Linked DNA regions of Homo sapiens: regions 1 and 3 are each linked to region 2. A link is a contact called in ENCODE Hi-C data. All regions are on one chromosome and are shown on one strand. Each heading gives the region's core, a stretch centred on a gene start or an enhancer-like site at or near the end of the contact. The rest is flanking DNA. Distances are from core to core; before and after follow the strand shown. Region 1 has its middle 160 kb from the start of LINC02758. Region 2 overlaps LINC02742 (long intergenic non-protein coding RNA 2742). Region 3 has its middle 140 kb from the start of LINC02742.

What was found. Hi-C counts contacts between places; a loop is a spot of excess contacts on that map. Pooled maps may share reads with other maps.
Region 1: a loop to region 2 is called in a map of endothelial cell of umbilical vein, with 7 times the contacts of the local background. The contact joins two enhancer-like sites. A Hi-C loop is called at or near these places in 6 of 168 maps with a recorded cell type or tissue (A673, Calu3, PC-3 and 3 more) and 3 of 50 pooled maps.
Region 3: a loop to region 2 is called in a map of endothelial cell of umbilical vein, with 9 times the contacts of the local background. The contact joins two enhancer-like sites. A Hi-C loop is called at or near these places in 5 of 168 maps with a recorded cell type or tissue (Calu3, IMR-90, PC-3 and 2 more) and 3 of 50 pooled maps.

What each region holds. Positions count from the first base shown.
Region 1 is chr11:28,700,906-28,704,157 of GRCh38, reverse strand. No RefSeq gene overlaps it. Among named protein-coding and RNA genes, the nearest start is that of LINC02758, 160 kb to the right of the region's middle. Within about 2 kb of position 1,922, at least 4 of the 41 ENCODE cell types and tissues checked have a DNase peak (open chromatin) inside an H3K27ac peak, as active enhancers do; they include endothelial cell of umbilical vein, where a contact is called at or near this core.
Region 2 is chr11:29,016,919-29,020,343 of GRCh38, reverse strand. All of the region lies in intron 1 of LINC02742 (long intergenic non-protein coding RNA 2742), which reads right to left. Among named protein-coding and RNA genes, the nearest start is that of LINC02742, 120 kb to the right of the region's middle. Within about 2 kb of position 1,528, at least 2 of the 41 ENCODE cell types and tissues checked have a DNase peak (open chromatin) inside an H3K27ac peak, as active enhancers do; they include endothelial cell of umbilical vein, where a contact is called at or near this core.
Region 3 is chr11:28,757,972-28,761,108 of GRCh38, reverse strand. No RefSeq gene overlaps it. Among named protein-coding and RNA genes, the nearest start is that of LINC02742, 140 kb to the left of the region's middle. Within about 2 kb of position 1,633, at least 4 of the 41 ENCODE cell types and tissues checked have a DNase peak (open chromatin) inside an H3K27ac peak, as active enhancers do; they include endothelial cell of umbilical vein, where a contact is called at or near this core.

The DNA of each region.
Region 1 (3,252 bases), core at 673-3,172, 320 kb after region 2:
GGTGGCAACAACTGTTTGAAAAGGAAGAAAAGAAAAAAATCAAAGGAGAAGGGAAACAGATGGAAAAAAATCGCAAGTACTAAGTGGTCTGCTGGAAAAAAGGAGGAAGGAAGGAGAAAGACTGAGGTTGTCACAAGAGCAGCCCATTGTCACTCATATTTCTTAATATAATTGCATAAAACTAACTCTCACACAGGCACCCCTTCCCCTAAAAGTAACAATGACACAAATGAAGGGAACAAAAGCCTCCTATCATCAAAAAAATATCACTTTTCATAAGGTAAATCCTCTCAACACATTAAGGAAGACAAAAAGAAACTCAGCATGTCTCAATTTCAAAAAGGTTCTATTTTTAAGCAAGGCACAATTATTGGTAGGAAAATAGGTCTGAATATTAAATGACTTGCCCGAAAATAGTGTAACCATTCCTTGAGCACAGCGAGCCTGATAATTTTCTCGGTATATTTTCTAGTACCCAGATAGTGCCTAGCATTTAATTGACTCCTGATACATGCTTAGAGAACTGAATAGGACTAAAATACAAGGAGAAAGTTAAACATTCGTCTAAATTGCTCTCAAACCTCTATGATCCCTACTACTTGAGTTGTTTGACAAATAAGAGTTACAGTTTTTTAGATGATGTCATATACTACTCAATTTGTTGTCAACAAAGAGTTTCAGTAACACCTGAAATCCATGCTAAGTGCAGTACAAAAGACAGAAATAAATTATACTATATACCATAATCATAAAAATAGTTCAATACATATGTATTTATTAACTTAAAAGCCTGCAGTCTTTTGACCTCAAGAAACCTCCAATCTAGTGGGAAGGTGAGAAGTGCATACTAAGAAAAACTATAGAAAAATCTGATATATAATCCAATTAAATTATTTTTAAAAGGAAAAAGCCAAGTTGTACAGATATTCATGTAAGGGAAAAAATAATGTAGACAGAAAAGCTTTATATAGGTTGTGAAATAAACTAGCCCCTTTGGGGAAAATACAGCAAGGGAGAGTAAGGAACTGATCAAATGGCAGGCGGGGGAGGAGGGTTAAGATAAGAACATTCCAGATGGGAGGATCATTAAGGTAGGCTGGGCACAATGGTGCATACCTGTTGTCTCAGCTACTTAAGAGGTTGAGGCAGGAGGATCACTTGAGCCCAAGAGTTGGAGACCAACCTGGGCAACATAATGAGACCCTGTCCCCCCAAAAAAGGGTATTCCAGAGATGTCACAAACAACATAATGAAAAAATATGACTCTTCCTCAATTCCAGAGTAAGACATAATAGGCAAGAAAACATAATAGGCAACACTTACTTGAGAAACAGCCTCTGAATCCTCAAGTCTTGACCACCCTAGGAGAGTAGATGATAATCAACTCTTTTTAACTTCTCTATGATACAGAAAAGAGCCAGAGCCACAGAGAAGGATAAAGAGAACAGCTCTCTGAAAGTCCTCCTACAAACTACAGGAAATAAAATCATTGAGAAGGGAGAAAAGGAGAGCTGTACACTTCTAAATCTTGACATTGCTCAGCAAAGCACCTTGCCTTAATAAAAATGAAATCTTCACAAGTTATACATATTTAATTTACTGATTCAAAGATGAGTCAGAAGAGGAAAACAATAGTTGTGAACCTTTCAGTGGGAGGAAGAGATGTTTTCTAAAGTGTTCCCAAAGCCTTTCCGAGGTCAATCTTGTCCTGAGGTTGCAGTAAATGCATAGAATTTGTATTCTTAGAAGTGGCTTGATGAGACCAGAGTAATCATAATTCTTATGAAGTAGATGTCATTAATCAATAGGAGGGGATATAAAAAGTCACACTTCTCCCTCCCTGTGCCAGGAAGGAGGATGGCATTCCATTTCTGGATGTATGCCATAGCCGGCAGTGACTCATCCTATGCCAACATACCACAGGGACGTGAGGGGAAAAGGAAGAAGTGAGGACTGTGACAGCCCAGGAAAGCAGTGGCCACCATAATCAATCCAACACAAGCCTTTTGTAATAGCTTCATTAATAAGAGTTTTGCTGAATCAGAGGCCTTTAGAGCTGGAAGAGGCTTCAGTGAGCATGTAGTAAAAAACCCTCTTTTTACAGATGAGCAAACTGAGTCCCAGAGGAAGATATGACTGCTCCAAGGACAGAAAGCAAGTGAATGGCAGAGACCAACACAGAGCCAGGAGCCCTCGATCACATCTCTGTACTACTACTCCTTTCGTAACAATCACAATAATGATGAAAACGTCCCAACCATCTGCATTCCAGAAACCATTTGTAGGTTGGTTGGGGAACTTAGTGTCCCCATAAAAATCATGATGTGTGAGATGGGGCTTTGGAGAGCAGTGATGAAATATTTAAGGGGACTGGAGTTGGGGCAGGGGGGTAATGACAGTTTCCAGATTAGTCCTTAAAACTTACTTCATCTAAAATCTATTGGAATAACCACTCTACAAATGAAACATGATTACAGCCAAGTCCCTTCCATAGCATTCCTATGGAATAATGCAGTTGGAATATAGGTGAAGGAGGCAAGCATGTACATTGTACCCTGAATGCCAATGACTCTTGCCAGAGAATCATGGATGGAATGTGGATGGAGGAGCTGTGTTCCAGCAGCATTAACTCTGCACTAATAGGAAAGGCAAGTCTTTCATTCAGTCACTGCCTAGTTGTCCTGATAAGAGGGTAAAAGGGAAGCAACAAAGGGTAGTGCTTTACTGTGCCACTCCCCCATTCAGATGTAGGCTTTACTAAGTCTGGTTCTCAAGATCCAGGTGTGTGACTGACCCACTGTGAGCTTTGCACTGAACTGGATTCTTTCATATGGTCTAGCTTGTAAGCAAAGACTGACCATTGCTGAATGGCTAGGGAGGATTGGATATAATTGCACTGACAACAACAATAAAGATAACAGATAGCTAAATGTTACTGTTTATATATTATTATGTGCTGCGTAATATGCTAACAATTGTACATATGTTGTTGGTACTCTTTACACCATTTAGGTTGATGATATTATCCTCACTTTATAGAAGATGAAACTGAGGCTTAGGACAATAAAACAACTTATTCAGTACAGTTTATAAGAAATCGAGGATACTAACACAGAATTGTCTGACTCACAAGTTTAGCCTTGCAAAAATGCCATAAAATAAAGCCCTTCAAGCCATATTGGATTCTACTTTGGGCATAATTAGCACTGGATACCAGTCAAATGCCACAGCCTCAGGTGTCACTGAGCTAGG
Region 2 (3,425 bases), core at 279-2,778:
TCTCCACATTAGGGAGGGCAATCAACTTTACTAAGTCCCCCAATTCAGATGTTAATCTCTTTTAGAAACACCCTCATAGACACATCCACAAATAATGTTTAATCAGATATCTGGGCATCCCATGACTCACTCAAATTTACACTTAAAGTTAACCACCACATAAGCTCGTAGTTGTAAAAAAAGGCTGCAAAGATACTGGTTTTCCATCTCAGGGGTGAAAGAGATATCCTCTGCCAGACATAGTTTAGCAACAGGCTGGGCAGGCAACCTGTGAGGTGGGGGAAGGAAACCACTCAGGAAATAATTGAAGCAGAATATTGTAATTGTTAAGAGCTTGGCTTTGGATTCTATCACTTGCTAGCTATGTGACCTTGAACAAGTTACTTAACTTCTCTAATCTGTAGATTTCTTATTTGTGGAAATGGAATAATATGTTCCTTATGGAATTGTATGCATTAAATAGGATAATCCATATAAAGGGCTTAGTGCAGTGCTTGGCTCAGAGTAAGATATCAATGAATATTAGCCATCATCGTCATTATTATTAAAGAAAAACAAAGTTTGAGCCTTCTGGAATCTGGATAAACACACTGAGAACATTATGCTTTGCTGTTGTTGTGGATACAGGGCCAGAATATTACTAGACATAGAGCTGACATTTAGAAAGAAAATATAAGCCACAGAGCCAGTAAGTGTCACAGGTAGGGAAGCTGGGTTTCAAAGTGAAGCTTTCTGCCTGCTGGCCCTGTATTCTTAGTAATATGATAGCAGAAACAGCAATTACGATAGACTGTTTTATTAGAGAAATAAATGATTTTTAAATATCTCTATGTACACGGTCTCTGAATAAAAAACTTCAGACCCACTCCTCTGATTATAAGATGCCAACATTGTCTTACACAGGGCCTGGTGAATAATGCACCATTACTGAAGGAGAGGTGGTAAGAAAAAGCAGACAAATTCAAGAAAACAAGGAAATAAGGGAAGAACAAAGAGCAAGTGGACTCCATTGTGTCTGAGTGCAGGGATGGATTCTAAGGCTTTCCTATGAATTTGTTAGGACCGCACTTAGAACTGCAGAGTTCCAACAGCTTCCTTAAAACATTTCATTTAACATTGTTATGCTCAAATAATTAAGAGTTGACTAGTAAACAGATGTCAGATGTTCAGAAATCTCACTTAATATAATTAAAACACATATACTGAATGCTCAGATAAATATGCTTTGGCCATGAGAATTTTTTAGATACTCATTAAAATCCATATTTAGCAATCTAACATAGCTTTTTAAAGTACTTTCTTTGTGGTAAGAAACTACTTTCATTTTTTAATGTGTCCCTCAGAGAGAAGAATAATTAGAAGAATTGAAAAACATACACAGTAAGGGCCATGGAAATGGTGATTATGTCTGTATTCTCTCCTAGTGTTTTGTCTACACTCAGCTGTCTTTCTGGCATTTCCTACGTGATTCACTAAGACTGCCTTGTTGTGGCAACAACTGAGTATTTCATTTATCACCTCCGTATCTCTTGTATTACTGAATGACTAAGTATTTGTGCAAATGCTGACCCCTTCAGTATACTGCCAAAGAATGGCACTGTAAAACATGAATATTACAATAAAAAAACATGAATCACATCTGTGTTGAGGTTCTTTATTGTTGTTTTTCTCCCTTTTAGTTATTTATGTAAAGCAGGATAGAGACTTTATGTAAAAAAAATTTAAACAATAGGTAAAAATTGAAAGTCCTTGTGAAGTCTTTCCTCTTAATTTCTTCTCTAGAACTGTCACTGTGATTGTTTTCTTGTTTATTTCTCTAGAACTTTTCCTTTACATTTACAAAAATAAAACAGACACATGAATGCACATAAAAGCTCATGTATACTTATAGCTTATTTTCTTTTATAAAGAAATAAGAAGAATTATTTCTTTATAAAGAATTACAATCCAACTAGATATATTGCTCTGTAACTTACTATTGTTATTTCCTAATATGACTTAAGGATCTTTTCATGTTATTAGATGTAGAATTATCATATTCTTGAAACTCTACAATGTGGATACATCAGAGGTTGCATTACTTTTTATGAATTGGTAGATTTATATTATTTTCAATTTTTCCTCGTTACCTAAAATGCATGTACATGATTAATCATGAGTATGCATGTATAACCTCATAGGTGAGGCACCTAAACAGTTCGTGGTTGGGCCAAAGACAATACTTGTGCACAGGTACTATTACATTGACCTCCTCAAAGGCTGTACATATTTATACTCTTATGTATTTCCCCTCATATATGCCAACATATGATACTGGTAATGTTTTTATTTAAATCTAATATGTATTTTAATTTGCATTTTTCTAGGTAATACTAAATGTGAAGTCATTCCTTTATACTTATCAACTATTTTTATTTATTTTCTGAGACACAATCTCACTCTGTCACCCAGACTGGAGTGCAGTGGTACAATCATGGCTCAGGGCAGCCTCCACCTTCTGACCTCAAGTGATCCTCCCACTTCAGCTTCCCCAGTCGCTGGGACTACAGGCACAAGCCACCATGCTGGACTAATTTTTTATTTTTTGTAGAGATGGAGTCTTCCTATCTTGCCCAGGATGTTCTCAAATTCCTGGTCTCAAGTGATCATTCTGCCTTGGCCTCCCAAAGTGCTGGGATTACAGGCTTGAGCCACCATGCGAGGCCTCTGTTATATTTCTTCTGTGAGTTACTTGATCATAGGCTTTGACGCTATCTATGAATTGCTTTGCCTTTTCTTTTTAAAATATATTTGAAATTTGTATAATCCAGATAATAATCTAATGTTTTATTCTATTTTGACAAATTTTTTCCCAGTGTACCACTTGTCTTTTATCTGTTTTTATAATATTGAGGATTTCAGATTTGTGGGGTCAAAATTATTTATCTTATTTTATGCAATTCTCACATTCCTTAGGAAGGGCTTTATATCAAGGTCATAGCTTTTTTTTTATTTAATTACTTTTATTTTCAAATAGAAGAAGCCATTTAATAGATTTTCATTTTTTTAAATAAAGCTTTAAAAGGATATTTGTCCTTTTCTTTGCAAATGTGTAGGTCACATTTGCCAATCATTATTATTATTATTATTATTATTATTATTATTATTATTATACTTTAAGTTCTGGGATACTTGTGCAGAATATGCAGGTTTGGTACATAGGTATACACATGCCATGGTGGTTTGCTGCACCAATCAACCCATCATTTACATTAGGTATTTCTCCTAATGCTATCCCTCCCCCTATCCCCCCAACCCCCTGACAGGACCCGGTGTGTGATGTTCCCCTCCCTGTGTCCATGTGTTCTCATTGTTCAACTCCCACTTATGAGTGATAACATGTGGTGTTTGGTTTTCTGTTCCTGTGTTAGTTTGCTGAGAATGAT
Region 3 (3,137 bases), core at 384-2,883, 260 kb after region 2:
TAACAGAAGCATTTGATTACTTACAAATCCACAAGAAAAAAGGATGTTCACAACAGCCAACAGGAAGCGCAGAGATAGCAAGCGTTCTCAACCAGCAGGAGAGAAGTAGGAGAGAGAGGACTAGGCTTTTATTAAGCTTCATGAGCATTATCTGTTTTGCTTTTCCTCAGGGGTTTTGAATTGACTGGTTTAAAGGAAACACATGCGAAGGGGGAAAGTTACTTATATGAGTCAGGTGTTAACCATTAGGTTTATTGTGGTCAGCGGCTTTGGGATTTGTTGGGTTTTGGGTCAGTGAAATGAACAGAGGGCTATATTGCAAAGAACCACACAGAGAGGAAAAGTTTTAACTAGGCCAAAGGTGATGGAGTATAATTGAATTTCAAATACCTATGTCTGGCATAAAAATGGATCCCGAGGCAGCAACTGTATTAAACAAATTGATGTAACTCATTACTCGAATTAGTAAATAAAAAAGGTAATAAATATATGTATCTGAACAAAATAGCTGAACCTGTAATTAAGTTTAATAACATATACTAGTAAATTCTAGGGTAGATTTTTGAGCCATTTTAGATCTTGCATTCTACAAACTTTAAAAGACTACTTAAATAGTGATTCTTCTACCATTAACAAAATAATTCATGGTGAATGGCAATTTGTTTACAGTAATAATATATTTATTTACCATCAGCAATATAATATATAGTTTTAAACCTCAGACCAATGTCCTATCTTTCTTTTGTTCAAAGAATCATCTTTATGGTCTTAAGGCAGAGGATAAACAGCACATTCCATAATGGAGTAAAGTTTTCCTTCAACATCTCAACATTCATAATGAAAGCTAGTCAAGTTTGAAAATATTTTCTTTCACTTCAATCAGACATTACTGGATTAGCTACTTTATGAGTCTATTCCTGCCTGGTCTAGGTTCTTTCTAATTTTCTAAAATAATTTAACTAACAATACTTCTTAGTCCTGGAACTTCAAAGAACATTGACACTCTAAAGAAATGTAATTAACCTCTAGTTCAGAGATGTTTGTGGGATTTTATCTTATTTATCAGCTCTAATAATTTGGTAGTTGCTGCCAGAGTACTATATTGAGAATGATTCTGAGGTTATATCTGGTCTCAGGATGGAAGAATACAATGATCAATTAGTAATGTCTGGCATAGGAAAAAGAGGGATGGCAATGTAATTGCCACTTACTTCCCATCCCTACCATAAGTCAAATTTGTCATTTTAGACTGAGAAAAAAAAAAAAAACAAACAAAAACAGGCTTATCCAAGGTCTCACAGCTATTGAATGATAATGTTTAGTCTAAAAACCCACCATGACTTCGAAACAATATTTTTTGGGGAATAGACATTTGTCACTTTCCAACTTACCATCATCCACTTCCCAATATTTTTATTAGTCCTTTACTGTGTGCCAATGTGGTTGGAAGATGATTTCTAGTTCTTGATTCCTTTTGCTATTCCTTTCTCAACCACAGCAGCTGGGACCTTCCTCTACCTGGCTATACCACAGAACAGGCCAATAAGCTAGGCTTTGCTGATAAGGTGTTTGTTCTGGAACTCTGAATCTTAAGTAATGCAAAGAATGAGGAAATGGGGGAGGGAGGGTTGTTAGATGATCCCATAGCCAGAGTTCATGGATCAGAAAGTTGTTGCAGCATGATTTTGACTACATTTCCTGCTATCTTGATTTACAACTCTTGGTTTTCTAAACCTTAGACTACCAAGTTAATTGTCACTTCTGGGAAACTGATGTCTTTCCAATGCATCTCCTTTTTCTTAAGGCCAGAGATAGGTTCTGTTGCTTCAAACCAGAGATCTTGACTGATAATTTGTTTAGCTCCACAGTCATGAGCAAATGTTAGTGATGCAATGTTTTTCTCAGCCAAATTATACACTTATATTTTCAACCCACAAAAACTGAGTAAAACATTTTTCATTGAAAAATATAAAAGATTCTCCTGTGCCGAAATCATCAATGTTTGACATCAGAAAGTAGTAGGCTGAAGGGTATAAAATGATAAATACCAGTCATCATTTTGTCATTTGATAAAAACATCTACAGTCATGTTATTTCAGACAGTAGACCAGCACAATTATACCATGATATTGGGCCTCTTTTTTTTTTTTTTTTTTTTTTTTTGAGATGTAGTTTCGCTCATGTTGCCCAGGCTGGAGTGCAATGGTGCGATCTTGGCTCACTGCAACCTTGGCTCACCACAATCTCTGCCTCCTGGGTTCAAGTGATTCTCCTGCCTTAGCCTCCCGAGTAGCTGGGATTACAGGCATATGCCATCACGCCTGGCTAATTTTGTATTTTTAGTAGAGACAGGGTTTCTCCATGTTGGTCAGGCTGGTCTTGAACTCCCAAGCTCAGGTGATCTGCCCACTTCGGCCTCCCAAAGTGCTGGGATTACAGGCGTGAGCCACCGTGCCCAGCTGATATTGGTCCTCTTAACATATTTCAAATGTCATCAACATTATCTTATTCTTTCAATGGCAATCATGAAAAAGCAAAAATTAAATAGCTGAAATTACACAAAGACTTGGCTTTATGGATTAAATAAGAACTGACTGGGGAAAATTCCCTCACTTTCTCTGCTCTGTGTTCAGAATATATAATATCTGCTGACGCTAGGTAGTAAAAATATATATATATTTCTAAGATTAAAGTCTGGTTTACAGACATTTTGTTCACATAAGCTGTAACAAACTAGTAAAAAGTCTTACTACAAAAGTCTCCAGTAAAATACATTGGCAAATCTACTCCTAAGCCGTGGTTTACTTATCTGCTGTCAAGAAGAAAAGGTAAGTAGATATGCTGTATGAGAACCTTATAATGTATTTCCATCATACTGATATCACTTTGAGGCTATTCCATAGGGTATATATCACTCTTCTTGACTATTTACATTAAGACTCCATTTAACATTTTTTTCTTTTAGCCTTTCTGTCTTCATTAATGAAAAACGCTACATTAAGAAATTTCTGCTTGCTTTTCCTTCTTGTTTCATATAGAGACCCATGTGTAATCTGCAAAGTAGTCTGAAAAGAATGGCACAAGCAGTCAAAATATTTACATATTTCTCTGTAAAATATTTCATATAAAGATTTAAC